Regions from separate parts of the Mus musculus genome. Here region 1 is linked to region 2. Evidence: chromatin loops called from intact Hi-C (ENCODE). Cell type or tissue: left cerebral cortex. All regions are shown on one strand. Links, peaks and the distances in the headings refer to the core of each region. The heading gives the core; the rest is flanking DNA.

Region 1 (7,719 bases), core at 2,899-5,398, 67 kb before region 2:
TAACCCAAAACATCCAGGAAATCCAGGACACAATGAGAAGACCAAACCTAAGCATAATAGGTATAGATGAGAAGGAAGATTTCCAACTTAAAGGGCCAGTAAATATTTTCAGCAAAATTATAGAAGAAAACTTGCCCAACCTAAAGAAAGAGATGCCCATGAACATAAGAAGCCTATAGAACTCCAAATAGTTTGGATCAGAAAAGAAATTCCTCCCATCACATAATAATCAAAACACCAAATTAGTAAAACAAAGAAAGAATATTCAAAGCAGTAAGGGAAAAAGGTCAAGTAGCATATAAAAGCAGACTTATCAGAATTATATCTGACTTCTTCCCAGAGACTATAAAATCCAGAAGATACTGGGCAGATGTCATGCAGACCCTAAGAGAACACTAATGCCAGCCCAGGCTACTATACCCAGCAAAACTCTCAATTACCATAGATGGAGAAACCAAGGTATTCCATGACAAAACCAAATTTACACAATACTTTCCACAAATCCAGCCCTTCAAAGGATAATAAAGGGAAACTCCAACACAAGGAGGGAAAGTATGCTCTAGAAAAAGCAAGAAAGTATCAGGCATGGTGGCTCACACCTTTAACCCCAGCACTCGGGAGGCAGAGGCAGGCAGACTTCTGAGTTCGAGTCCAGACTGGTCTACAAAGTGAGTCCCAGGACAGCCAGAGCTACACAGAGAAACCCTGTCTCAAAAAAAACAAAAACAAAAACAAAAACAAAAAACAAAACAAACAAACAAAGAAAAAAAAGAAAGAAAAAAAAGGAAAAAGAAAGAAAGTAATCTATTAACAAACCTAAAAGAAGGTAGCCACATGAACAGAATTCCAACTCTAACAACAAATATAACAGGAAGCAATAATGTCTTTTCCTTAATATCTCTTAATATCAATGGACTCAATTCCCCAATAAAAATGACATAGAACTAGAGTGAGAATTCACAACTAGGAATTTTGAATGACTGAGAAGCACCCAAAGAAATGTTCAAATTCCTTAGTGATCAGAGAAATGCAAATCAAAACAACCCTGAGGTTCCACCTTGTACCAATCAGAATTGCTAAGATAAAAAACCTCAGGTAACAACACATGTTGGCAAGGATCTGGAGAAAGAAGAACATTTCTCCATTGCTGGTGGAATTGCAAACTGGTACAACTGTTGCGGTGAATCTAAAACCCAAATAAGCCTAGGCAATGAAAATACAACTCAATTAATATGAATACATGCTGTGCACCTAAATTGGGCAGATCTACCTCTATACTACCACCTTCCACATATAACAGACCTCTTATAACTTGCAGTTTCTCCAGGTCAGGTACCTCTGCTCCATTTTCCTTCTTTCTCCTTCTCTGTCATCCTGCCTTCTCTCTTTCTCTTCCAAAACCTTCAGCTCCACCTTCCCCTCTTTCTCTGCCCAATCACCGGCTCTAGCCTTTATTTATAAATTAAGGTGGGATGAAGGTTTACAGGAAATCGCCTGAGTGCTGACTCATTCCTTGTTTGCAGCCCCTCACATGAGAACAGAAATAACATCAAATATAATTGACCCCAGGGCTATCTGCAACATACAACCGCTCTGGAAATCAACCTGGAGATTCCTCAGAAAATTGGAAATAGATCTACCTAAAGACCCAGCAATACCACTCTTGGGAATATACCCAAAAGATACTCCAACATGCCACAAAGGCATGTGTTCCACTATATTCATAGCAGCCTTATCTGTAATAGCCAGAAGCTGGAAACAGCCGAGACGTCCCAGGACAAAAGAATGTATACCAAAATTATGGTTCATTTACACAGTGGAATACTACTCAGCTATTAAGAACGAGGGTATCCTGAGTTTGGCAGGCAAATGGATAGAACTAGAAAGTGTCATCCTGAGTGAGATCAACTCAGATCCAAAATGACATGCATGGTATGTACTCACCAAGTGGATATTAGCCAAAAAACAAACAAACACCCAGAATACCCAAGGTACAGTCCAAAGAACTCAAAAAGGTCAACAGGAAGAAAGGCCCAAGTGAGAATGCCTCAGTTCCACTTGGGTGGGTGAAGTAAGCAATCACAAGTAAGGAAGAAGACTGGGACCTGAGAGGGAAAGTGGACAGGGGCGAGGGGAGTGGGGTGGGGAGAGGAGAACCTGACCTGGTATTGGGTGAGGGAAAAGAACCTTGGGGCCAGCAGAAAGAATGGAAACAGGCAACTTCAGGAGATAGGAGGTTGGGGGACCCTCCAGAATGCACCACAGACCTGGGAGGTGAGAAACTCTCAGGACTCAAAGGGAGGGATCTTAGATAAAATTCCTGACAGAGGGAGAGAGCACTTATAGAGCCTACCTCCAGAAGGAAGAGCGGGCAGCAAATGAGGGAGGGAGTTGCCATCCCACAGTCAAAACTCTGACCCATAATTTTTCTTGTCTGAAAGAACTGCAGGATTGGAAATGGAGAGGAGCCTGGGGAAATGAAGGTCCAGCAACAGGCCCAAAGTGGGATCCAGCTTAAGGGGAGGCCCCAAGGCCTGACACTATTACTGAGGCTATGGAGCACTCATAAAAATGGACCCAGCATGATGGCACTCTGGAAGACCGAATGAATAAACAGCTGAAAGAGTCTGGAGCAGGTATTTGCACCCAAACCAATGGATAGAAACTGCTGGCTGAATTAGGGAAAGGCTGAAAAGAGCTGAAGAGGAGGGAGACCCTGTAGAAGGACCAGCAGTCTCAATTAACCTGGACCCCCAAGATCTCTCAAACACTGGACCACCAAACAGGCAGCATACACCAGCTGATATGATGCCTCCAACACACATACAGCAGAGGACTGCAGGGTCTGAGTTCAATCAGGGATGATGAACCTAACCCTCAAGAGACTGGAGGTCCCAGGGAGTTTAGAGGTCAGGTGGGGGTGGGGGTTGGAGACATCTTCGTGGAGACAGTTGGGTGGGCTGGGAAGGAATTAAGGGATGTGAATCAGTCAGAGTGTGGATGGGAAGAAAGGGTAATAAAATCTGGAGTGTAAAGAAAGAAAGAAGAAAGAAAACTGTGAACACGAAGGGCATGTTTGAAACGAAGCTAATAACGCACATTAGCTGATATATTGTGACTGCAGGGGAAATAAGCTAATGAGAGGGTGAGCTGCATGCTCCGGGGCCTTATGAATCAGAAGGAGCTTGCACTTAATGTATCAACTCAATAGGCAGTTCATCTTATTGCAGATTATTGCCCTTTGATACTTTACACCAAAGTCATAGCTCTGTGGAATTCAATAACACCTGGCAATAGTGGTGCAGTCTTTATAAACACAAACATTTTATGTGCTGTCATATTTGCATCCAGCTCATAGGCAGACAGCATGCTACTGAATTTCCATGTACACACAGTTTGAAGCTGTGTTCCAGAAATCTGTCTAGCATATGCAACATTTGAATGGCATGAGAAGGAGAAGTGAATATTAGGCTCCATTTTGAAATGTCTTATGATTTCCAAGGGAATGAAGTGTGAAATATGATTTTTCAATAGCTTATGTGTGCGTGAGGAAGAGGAGGAATGGTTAAATCAGCCAGAAAGATGATGGAGGGAGGGAAAAAAAAAACAATTAAGGAAGACTAAAGTTGATCCTGAAAAGATAACTGTGAATCAAAAATATCCAGAGAGACCTCCCAGATACCTTGGCATGTTCGATAATTTTTTGTTACCTCTTAAGGAAAGGTACTCACCAAGAGAGGGCCATGGGAAATCTGTGCATTAGTTCCCAGGAGACCAAAGAGGTCTCTAATGTTTTAAAAATCCCAGGATGTGGAAGTAAAAGATGCTGTTCCAAGGTCCAGCATAGAATTTAGCTGAAATCTTCAGGTCATTTCATCTCATTATGATTCAGTTTCACTATCTGAGAACAGAATTAAACTAGTTTTATTCTTATAGTTGCTAAGGGAAATAAATAACATTACTTCTTAATGGGTGTTAATGGATAGCACAAGGCAAATAGATAAATACATATTAAATATTCCTAATAAATAAAATGTATATAAAGATCAGAAAATTCAAATAAACTATTATTGAAGGTAGATTTTTTTTTGTTTCTTATTTAAGGGACATTTTATTCTAAAGCCTTAGCTAGTTTGAACCTTGGAACGTAGCCAAGGCTAGCCTTGAACTCTTGATCCTCCCATCTTTAATTCCCAAGGGTGATATAATAGACATGGATCCCTACATTAGTCTACCTTTTATAACAGAAACTACTGAGTGCCATTTTGAACACTTCTGGTTCTTATTTAGACCACATTGGATTCTTAGGCTCCAAGCTACCTAATTTTTGTCTTAAAAATGCATAATTTCTTTTGATAAAAATGTTTTAAATTTCCATTTGATAAACATAAGGTTTTCAAAACTTAGGCTATAATAAAAGAGAAATATGAATCTATGAGATGAAATAGGAATCAGATGGATTTAAACCCAAGGTCACCATTGCCCAACTTTAGCTTTTACAAAAAGCATGATGTAGAATTTGGAACTGTAATGCAAACAGTAAGTGTTTGTAGACACCCAAAATAAAATTTTAAAACTCTAGAAAATGAAGACATAAATGTCTATTTTTATGTTTATTCTTTATGTTTAGGTATTTAAACATAAATAAACTAATGCCCAGACATATCCTGAGCAAAAAAGAATGCCAGAGGCACTGTATCTGACCTCAAAACCTTCATAAAAGTAAACCAAAAAAGCTGCATCAATACATACTCCTAGTCAGAGCAGCAAACTCTTCTAGATCCATTCACATTTGTATCTGTGATACGAAGTGTTAATTTTCAGCTGAACAGGATCTGAAATCAGGAGCAGGTCCTGGTGCATGTGTGAGGGACTGTTTAACCTCTAAAAATGCCTGTGAGGGATTGTGTTGATTAGGTGCGTTCAAGTGGAAAATCCACACTAAAGTAGAAGGTACAATTCCCAGGACTTGTGTCCCTGGCTTATAAAAATGAGAAAGTAAGCTAGGCACTAGCGTTAATTGCTCTCTTTTTTTCTGATAATGGATAAGACTGGCTGTTTCTAGCCTCTGATGCCTTAAATTCCTAAGTGTCATGGGCTGTACTCCAAACTGTTAGCCCAAATAGACTCTCCCTTTTAAGTCAATTTCACCAGAGTACTTTTTACACTAATTGGAAACAAAGGGGCTGGGGGAGAACTATTCCCACCATAGTAGCAAGTATGCATTGAAGAAACAAAAAGTTCTTATATGAATGGTACCTAGAAAACTGAGTTGAGTATTTATTTGCAGAATAAAAATCTTGACATATAACAGCCACAATAACAATGGTATGCATTAACTCAGATATAATTTTATTAAAAAAATTTCTTCTGCACCAGCCATTTTAAAATAGCTAGTTATTGTTTGTTGTCATGGTTATTCTATATACTACAGAAAATAAGAAAGTAGATATATCAACTCCAAAATGATCAAAGACTCAAGACTCAAAATCAAAACTCAAAATTATAAATCTACTAGGAGGAAATGTAGAGAAAATACTTAAAGGGCACTGTCTGGGCAAAGATATAAATGGTAGGTAGGTAGGTAGGTAGGTAGATCGATAGATCGATAGATCGATAGATAGATAGATAGATAGATAGATAGATAGATAGATAGATAGATAGATAGATAGACATGACCCCCAATGTACAGGAAATAAATTAAAGATTACAAGCAGGACTACATCTATATGTCCAGCATAGAAACAACAAAGTTAAGAAAAAAAAACCCTACAGAAGGGGATATCCAGCAAAGAAAACCATGTCCAGAATATATAAAGGGCTTAAGTCACTAAATATTAAAACTAAATCAGACAAAACCTGTGGTGAAACAAAATTAAACAAAAGAAAGGAACCACCATCGTTCATAGAAAGTCTAAAGAATGGGAAAATGGCATGAGTATATTAGTGCACATTTCTCAAAAAGAAAAGATTCAAGTAGCCAGAAAATTTATGAAAAATGGAAGGTTCAAAGAGAGTATTTCTCACAGAAATACACATTATAACCACAATAATTTAAGGCCATTTAGAATAGCTACTAGAATTAAAGGAAAAACTAAGAATTTCTAGTAAGAGTGAACAAAGAATAACCATTAATTAAATTGTGAAGAAAAAGGAAGATTTTCATTTTAATAGGTAGAAATACAACTACTTGTGTCCCAGTGCTCCACTTTGAATGTCTACCCAGAGTCACTGAAGCCAGTGGGATATTAATTTTTTTTCAGCCATAAACATGAATTGAGATGCTGCCATTTGCCACAACGTGAATAGATTTGGATGACACAGTCCTAAGGGAGATAACCAGCTACAGAAGACAGATCATGCATGTGGAGACTAAATCATTGGTCCAGAGGAACTAGACGTGTATCAGAATCTGGAAAAAGTGTGGCCAAGGAATCTCTGAAAAGATGCTATCCTGTTTAACATCACAGGGTGCTGGTGGATAGAAGAATAACTTGTAATGTGCTCTAGCACAGTAGCATACTTACAACTAAGAAAAGAGTCAAAGTTCCACATAGCTTATAATGGATATTAAGCAGTCCCATTATAAAGAGATTCATCTGAGGTGACAGATATGCTTGTTACATGGATCTGATGTTGATATGTTGAATAGCTATTCAAAGTCTTACTGCATCTCATAAATACTGCTATATGATAAATAAAAGTAATTATATTTTGCAAAAATGACACAGAATGTTGGCAAGGAAAAGAAGGGAGGGAGGGAGGGAGGGAGGGAGGAAGGAAGGAAGGAAGGAAGGAAGGAAGGAAGGAAGGAAGGAAGGTGGGAGGGAGAGAGGAAGAGAGTAAGGGAGGGAGGGAGGGTAGAGAGAAAAGAAAGAGAGAAAGGGAGGAGAGAGAGGGAGATGAGTTCGATATTCCAGCACCAAATTCCTGGACCTAGTCTGTTGATCTATTCCTATGATACCTTGGATCTAGCACTTTTCCCTTGATTTCATTGCCATGGTGTGAACTTCTTTCTTCTGGAATGCATACTTGGATGCCTTAGCTTTAACTATTGTTAATGAATGATAAAGTCTTGGCTTGTGCTCACCATTCCAATCCATTGCTCTTGGCTCTCTTAGGTAATAAACATTTTTGGTGCCACAAACTTGTCCTTATTTCAGGCTGCAGAGTTGGTGTTGTTCTAAAACCTTTTTCTTTTAAATTTTCAGTGAAATATGAGATCTCTTGTACTTGAGTACCATACTCGAGTGTGTAGTCATGAGTCTTCAATCTTTTAGTAAAACATAATTTTCCTTGGTGCTATGAACTTTTCCTTATTTCAGACTACAGAGTTGGTGTGCAGCACTCACCCTGTGATCCTTATTATATAAAGAAGTGTGTAGACAACTTGGGTAGAAGATCTAGTGAAGAGCAATGGGATATGGCTCCCTGTGATTGAATACTATCTGAGCCTTGATTGTTCCCATTCAATGGTATTCAAATATACACTTAAGTTATAATGACTCTAAATATTAACAATTGTGTTTATAATCTCTAATCACACCTATGTTTAGTTACTGTATGTGATCTATATACAAAGCTTTTCCACCATTTGGTTTTCAACCTGATCCTTCAGCGTATAGTTGACCTGTTATCTATTATGAAGGCTTTCTGGCCAGGTAGTCAGTTCTGTTCTTTGTCCTTCTGTCGTTTTCTGAAGAAATGAGTAGCAGTAAT
Region 2 (7,719 bases), core at 3,538-6,037:
GCCTTTAAATGTTACTTGACCTTTTTCCCTTACTGCTTTTAATATTCTATCTTTATTTAGTGCAGCTGTTGTTCTGATTATTATGTGTCAGGAGGAATTTCTTTTCTGGTCCAGTCTATTTGGAGTTCTGTAGGCTTCTTGTATGTTCATGGGCATCTCTTTCTTTATGTTTGGGAAGTTTTCTTCTATAATTTTATTGAAGATATTTGCTGGCCCTTCAAGTTGAAAATCTTCATTCTCATCTACTCCTATTATCCGTAGGTTTGGTCTTCTCATTGTGTCCTGGATTTCCTGGATGTTTTTAGTTAGGATCTTTTTACATTTTGTATTTTCTTTGATTGTTGTGCCGATGTTCTCTATGGAATCTTCTGCACCTGAGATTCTCTCTTCCATCTCTTATATTCTGTTGCTGATGCTCGCATCTATGTTTCCAGATTTCTTTCCTAGGTTTTCTATCTCCAGCATTGCCTCATTTTGGGTTTTCTTTATTGTGACTACTTCCCTTTTAGGCCTTGGATGGTTTTATTCAATTCCATCACCTGTTTGGTCGTGTTTTCCTGCAAATTTTAAAGGGATTTTGTGCTTCTTCTTTAAGGTCTTCTACCTGTTTAGGAGTGTTCTCCTGTATTTCTTTAAGTGAGTTATTAAAGTCCTTCTTGATGTCCTCTACCATCATCATGTGATATTCTTTTAAAATCAGGGACTATCTTTTTGGGTGTGTTGGGATGCCCAGGACTGGGTGGGGTGGGAGTGCTGCGTTCTGATGATGGTGAGTGGTCTTGGTTTCTGTTAGTAAGATTCTTACGTTTGCCTTTCGCCATTTGGTAATCTCTGGAGTTAGTTGTTGTAGTTGTCTCTGGTTAGATCTTGTCCCTCAGGTGTTTATGTTAGCTTCTATCAGCAGTCCTGGGAGACTAGATCTCTTCTGAGTTTCAGTGTTCAGGGTATTCTCTGCAGTCAAGCTCTCCTCTTGCAGGGAAGGTGCCCAGATATCTCGTGTTCGACCCTGCCTCCTGGCAGAAGTTGTGATCCACTCACAGAGGTCTTAAGATCCCGTGGAGGGTCCTGTGGGTAGCTTTCGGGTGTCCGCAGACTCAGCGCCCAAGCTACCCTTGTGCTGATGGTGACCGGAAAGGACTTGTGCTCCTGATCAGGCCGGGTTTTCTGCTTCCCTATTTAATGCAGTCTCAGGTCCCACGCGATTGGATTGGAGCAGCAGCTGTGTCTACTCACCAGAGGACTTAAGATCCTGTGGAGGGTCTTGTGGGTAGCCTGCTGGTGTCTGCAGACTCCGCACCCAAACTACCCCGGTGCTGGAGGAACTAGAAGGGACCTAATCAAACTTTTAAAGGCACATCTTAAGCTTTTTGCAGAAAGCAGATAGACATACAAATCCCTATACTCCAGAATCTCAGGCTTTGAACATGCCCATAGCACATGGAGCCCTACCTCACAGACTTACTCCTCAGTATGAGGCATTTATAGAGACAGTGGTTTTTAACCTTGGTTTCAGAAAAGAAACAACTGGGAAGCATCTGCAAATCTCATTGGTTAGGTCGTTATCTTTGTCAGGGTTTCACTGCTATGAAGAGGCACCATGCCGGGCATGGTGTCACACACCTTTAATCCCAGTACTCGGGAGGCACAGGCAGGTGGATTTCTGAGTTCGAGGCCAGCCTGGTCTACAAAGTGAGTTCCAGGACAGCCAGGGCTATACAGAGAAACCCTGTCTCGAAAAAAAAAAAAAAAAAAAAAAAAAAAGGCACCATGACCAAAGCAACTCTAACAAAGAAGAGCGTTTAATTTGGGGGCTGGCTTACAGTTTCAGAGGTTCATCATTACCATTTTGAAGGAAAGAATGACAATATCCAGGGAGACGAGATGCTGGAGAAGGAGATGAGAGTTCTATATCTTGATCAGAAGGCAGCCATGAGGATGCTCTGATTTCATACTAGGTAGAAGTCAGGCATAGGAGGCCTCAAAGCCCACCTCCACAGTGACACACTACCTCCATCACCTACTCCAATAAGACCACATCTTCTGATAGTGCCACTCCCCATAGACTAAGCATTGAAACATGTGAATCTAGCAGAGCCAAAGCTATTTAGTACTACACTATACCAATTGAATCAGAATCCCTCAGAGCTAGGACCAAATATAAATTTTTATCATCTCATTCCAATGTTTTAAAAAATCTGAAGGGTTACTTAAGTGAATAATCAACCATATGTTGTAGAGAAGTACAACACAAAGCTTAAAAGACACGCCCCAACTGGGAGCCACTAGGTTGTTTGTGAGCTATGGACTATAGGCTTTGAATTCTGTCTAGGGTCTTTTCTCCTAAGTTTTTTTTTAGCTTTGTCCTGCAGAAGGTTTAGCAACTATTTTATCAGAGCACATTGAATTCCACTTAGTATGTTCTACATTTTTAGTTTGTATCAGACTCCTGTGACCTGTGTTCATTTCCTGCATTTCACTGTAAACTTGCAGAAGTGAGGACACTGGTATGATCACATCTTCTTTCCCCCATCATCCACACACCAGGGGCAGGCACTTAGAGATATTAATTTAGTGACACGTGTTCAGTGATATAGGAATGTCTATGATGTAGAGCTGAGACATGCAAAATTATCTTCACAGCTGATCTGTCTCCTAGATAGCATTTTTTATTCCGTGTGCTTCAAACCCTTCTCCAAATAGATCCATAATTTTAGACTCTGCCACCTTTATCTGAACAGTTCATCACCAGGAGAAAAAAAAAAAAAACTCTTTGCTAATTCTGGAGCACTGACCATCTAAGGCAAGATTTGCCATGAATGGAAATAGACAATTTTGAGAATTTTGGTGTAAAAATTAATATGTACATGAATCAGTTTTTTTTTTTCAGAGTTATTTAGCCAGCGCGGTTCATGGCCAAAAGGGTGAGAAACTCAACAAGAAGAAGGGAAAGGTTGCGACACTAGCCACCTTTTTTGAATAGTGACCATTTTACACAAAGACTTTCTTCAGCAAATTCGGGTCAGTTGGACAATATATGCGGTTCTTTCCCGTTGGTTATCTTTCCAATGGCCCAGAGACTGAGGTGAGATTCCCACAGACAGTTCCAGACAAACAGAAGTCCTCCCAGGGAATTGCAGGCTGGACTCCAGAGTCTAACACACTTTCCCCCCCTTTTTCTGGGAGTGTGGAGCCAAGGGACAGAAAAGAGGGGAACACCTTGGCTAAGAAGGTATTTATGACCCAACAGACGGGGAGGAACAGGAAAGCCTCCAGCTAGTTCCTTGGACTCTGGCAGCTGTTTCTGTCAAGTTTCCCACTTCTAGATTGATGTTCATTGCTTAAGTCCTGGGGTACTGGGTTTGTTAAACTGACTCTTTGTTCAACTCTCACAATAGGGATTTATGTCTGAATATCACTGGACATGTTGGGCATTTGGCTGCTTTGGATGAGGTAAGTAACAGAGGCCCAGTGCACATCTGGAAAACTGCCAAAGGCAGAACTTAATGTACAGCTCCACTTTCCTCCAGCGGTCTGAACAGGAAACTCGGGTTATTTATCGTTCTTGCCCAGTCTTCACATTCAATACAGGAACACATCCACACTTAGCCATGGGAGAAAGCAAGAGGGAGGAGACCCTGCCCTACAGGAGGGCGGGAAGCTTCTATTTTTGTGGGGCAGAGCTAGGTTCATCCTTTGCTTATTCTTAGCTGTATAAACTTGGGCAAACCCCTTTCTCCTCAAACCTACTCAACTGGCCAGGGGCCCTCCTCCCCTTCTCTAGAGCTTTTCAGGCAGTCTGAAATGCCCCTTCATGTTGCATCTAAGAGTGAAGGACTGCAAAGAGCAAGTCCACATAGATTCCAGAAAACGACTGTGGACCTCACTTCCCCAAGTGCTGAAGATAAAGCAACACCATCGTCTTCTGCCACCCACAAGGGACCCCACACGCAAAACTTGTCCCCAGGGGTCGGCCTCTCAGGACTGTGCTAGCTCTCAGGCAGCTGGAGCGCGGCTCGCGGAGGCTCGGCGGCAGGAGGAGCGTGTGAGCTGGAGGCGTCCCTTTAAGAGCGGCCAGCTGGGCGAGCCTCCGCCTCCAGGACCGCAGCGCTGCCGGCGGTCACCTGGGGCTGTCGCGCAGCGGGATCACGGCAGGATCGGCTCGCTAGCCCTCGGAGTTGGAGCGGGGCTCGAACGTGAGTTGCGGTGGGGCAGGCAAGAAGCGCGACGATCTCCCTCCACGGGTCCGGCGGAGGATGCGGGAGAGCACGTGGGTGTCGCTGCTGTTGCTGCTACTGCTGCCCACACCGCAGCGGGGCGGCCCCCAGGACGGTCGCCGGTCCCCGGAGCCAGAGCCCGAGCGCGGCCCGCTGCAGCCCTTCGACCTGCTCTACGCCAGCGGCGTGGCTGCCTACTACAGCGGCGACTATGAGCGAGCGGTGCGGGACCTGGAAGCCGCCCTGAGCAGTCACCGGCGCCTACGGGACATCCGCACGCGCTGCGCCCGCCACTGCGCGGCGCGCCGTCCGCTCGCGCCCCCCGGCGCCGGCCCCGGAGCCGAGCTGCCCTTCTTCCGCGCGGTGCTGGAGCGGGCGCGCTGCTCCCGCAGCTGCCAGAGCCAGCGCCTGGGCGGCCCCGCGTCCCGCCACCGCGTCAGCGAGGACGTGCGCAGCGACTTCCAACGCAGAGTTCCCTACAACTACCTGCAGAGGGCCTACATCAAGGTACTGAACGTGGCTGCGCCCATCGCGGGTGACCCTAGGGTTGGCTTTGTGGGATAGGGGGTGGGGTGGGAGGGAGCATTGCTCTACACTCCATCCAGCCTTTCGCAGTGGCTCTGCTTTGCGTGCAAGTAGAAGCCCAGAGACTAGACTAGATGAAAGTGGGCAGATCAGCTTTGCTCTCTGTCTCAGCGTCCTCTTCACTCGCAAAAATGGGCTGTGCCAAGAAGAGCATATCAAAAGTGTCTTTCAACACTTCGGTGGTTGTGCTCTACCTAGACCTAGAGTAAATTCTTTGACATAGCCCACTCCTGATCTCCTTTTAGCTATCCCTCTTACTCTGCAGTCTGATCTTCTAAGTTTAAGAAACGGCCCTAAACGGTCCTAAAAGTTATTTCTCTTCAACTAAAGAAGAGCAACGAGATAAAAAGTCGTGGAGGAATGATGCTTGAAGCTGTATGAGGCAATCTACTGAAAGTGCGGATTTCTTTGGTACTGGTTTAGGTTCCTGGGGTTCCCACCATTTAGGACCACTTCACCTCAGATGCCCAGCGCTCTCTGCTTTTACTTGCGTCTATGTACCTTCCCCGGAGTTGCTGTCAGGAGGTATACAATCAAAACTGGCATACCCCAGAGCCCCAGTTAAAAAGACCTAACTAGCTGCATGGCAAAAATGTAGAATGAATTACCCAGCCCCTCACTTCCACAAACTCATGTTTCTCAGGGTCACATTTCTTATGCCTATCTTTCTGAGTCAATATATCCAGGTCTTTCAGACAGCAGTGGGAGGAGTTAATATGGTCACAACAGAGACCAGATCTCAAGAGCAGTGTGCATGGTGCTGAGGTTCAGGAGTTGACTAGTTCGGGTCAAGGACTGACAGAGAACCCAGAATTCTCTCCAGGACATGTGTGTTGTCTGTTCTCTTGTGCTTTCCAATGGATTTGCTGAAGACATGTATCACGCATAAATCTGCCTTTTAGAAAGAAAAGGGCACAGTTTTTCCTGTTCTTTCAGAAATTAGTCAGTTCTGGGGGAGGGACTAAGCTGGTTCCCAGAGCAGAATGTGAGTGATCCTGTCGTGTGGTCCTTTTGAGAGTCTGGGCTGCAAGGGGGAGATGTGGCCATTTTGCTGATGAGTCTGTAGCTCGTGGCAAATAGATTTTCTCTTCTCCGGACGAACAGGAGAAGAGAAGGATGCATACTCATCCTGTGAAAATAAACAGCCATGCAGTCAGCATGTGGATTTCTGTGATTCTGTAGGCATATATTTTTATGTAATATTAACATTTATTTCTCATCCCCTTACCCCTGGTCCCCAATGAGAGGTCAAAGAAGATGAAACCATAAGCCTAAGAGGCCTTTTCTAATGACTTTGATTAACATAACTGACAGATTCCGAGGAAGGAAATGTTTTTACCCCTATAGGAATTTGCTCATTACCACCTACAGGCTGCATTAGAATTCTTCTCTTCTCTGTGCTTCATGGAAACTCTAAGGTAGACTTGCCTTCTTCTCAGGGAGACACACACACACACTGACACACACACACTGACACACACACAAACACATATGCACCATTACCGCCATCTTTGGACTGTGGAATATTCACTAGCAGGGTGACCAGCTCTTGTGTATATGTGTATGGTCATAGTGCCATGTATAAGTGAATTTATATAGTCCGAAAGCCACATGAAACTGAATTGCTCTTGAGATCTGGGACCCAGTTTGCACTTAGGAGTCTATCGTAGCCTAGATATAACTCAGTGGAAACAGGAGGCTTCGCAGAGTTAAGGAAGAACAGGCATTCTCAACTAGAGGATAAACACACTGTGCTCGCTTTCAGGAGTAATATCCTTCCACACCCAGGATAATGAGCTCCTGGAGGCAACTGATCCCTGATGCTCATGTGTTGGAGATTAAGAAGAGATGAGAACTGTAAACTCTGACACTTTGCACTTCACTTTCTTTTTTGAGGGATGAAGATCGGGATGTCCAGAAGAAAGGGACTTGCTCCTTGTTACCTGAGTGGTGTTAGTTTGGCATGTTGATGGAGTGAGCCAAGGGCTTATCCAGAGTCAGTCCGGGTTCTCTGGCTAATGGACTCCAGCCTGTGCTATGGCCAGAGGCCATGGTTGGCTCTGGGCTCTGTAGAATGCTGGACTAGTGGGGATTACACTGAAGCCAGGTTTGGACAGCTCCAGGGGTGAGCAAGTCCTTGTTCCCTGAAGTCACAGGTATCCATTCCTCTCTAGTACTGTTGTATCCAATCTGCACAGAAGCCTGGAGTGTGGGAGAACTGAACAGTTATGTGGTGGTAGCCCTACAGAGGCATAGTTTACCTTGGTATGCAAAGACAGGGTAAGAATCATCCAACTTAAAAAAAGGTCTCTCTCTCTCTCTCTCTCTCTCTCTCTCTCTCTCTCTCTCTCTCTCTCTCTCTCTCTCATAAGATACAATTCATCAGCCATAGCTTAAACCCTAAGATATGGCTATTAATGTGGCATTCCTTGGAGAGTGCATAGTGGTTACTCTTTGCTACTGCATGGAGCCTATATGGTGTGACCCAACGTCTACAGCCTCTGTCCCTTCCCCTTTCCAGGTCTATCTCTCCACATCTAACACTTTGGATCTTGGCCTTGCTATTCTTCCTGGGGAGCTTGAAGGCCCTGGAATAGAAAAAGATCAGAGATTCAAGATTGTTGTATCATACGTCAGCTTTCTATTTTCCTGTCTGTGAGATGGGGAAATACTACCTGCTTAGTCTGAGGTTAGTTTAAGACAGACTAGAGTCTGACTCTTAAGAAACACTACAGTGCAGTTATTAAAGGATTCCCACTTCTTTGCATGTTGAAATCATCACTAACACAGGGGCTTCCATAGCTCCCAGCAGCTGTTTTGAATGCTCATGGAAGAGAACTTTCCTCTTTTGTCTTTCTATCAAACTCCATTTTTAAAAGTGTATATGCCCTTGCTTCTGTGAGCTCCCTGGAATCAAGAA

The links. Peaks named below come from ENCODE experiments on the same cell type or tissue, not always from the same donor. Only the 100,000 strongest peaks of a DNase experiment are listed, where the experiment ranks them.
Region 1: it touches region 2 in a loop (2.0-fold over the local background); 1 of 42 quality-filtered maps calls a loop at or near these places.

What each region holds. Positions count from the first base shown.
Region 1 is chr16:26,168,907-26,176,625 of GRCm38, reverse strand. No RefSeq gene overlaps it. Among named protein-coding and RNA genes, the nearest start is that of P3h2, 67 kb to the right of the region's middle. In left cerebral cortex, for the core only: no CTCF peak of the experiment used is centred there; no DNase peak of the experiment used is centred there.
Region 2 is chr16:26,102,218-26,109,936 of GRCm38, reverse strand. It overlaps P3h2 (prolyl 3-hydroxylase 2), which reads left to right and starts at 4,124. Exons shown (of 15, transcript NM_173379.3): 1 at 4,124-4,721. The coding sequence starts at 4,254. In left cerebral cortex, for the core only: CTCF peaks have their summits at 4,045 and 4,707; DNase peaks (open chromatin) are centred at 4,154 and 4,545; H3K4me3 peaks cover 1,824 bases; H3K27ac peaks cover 721 bases.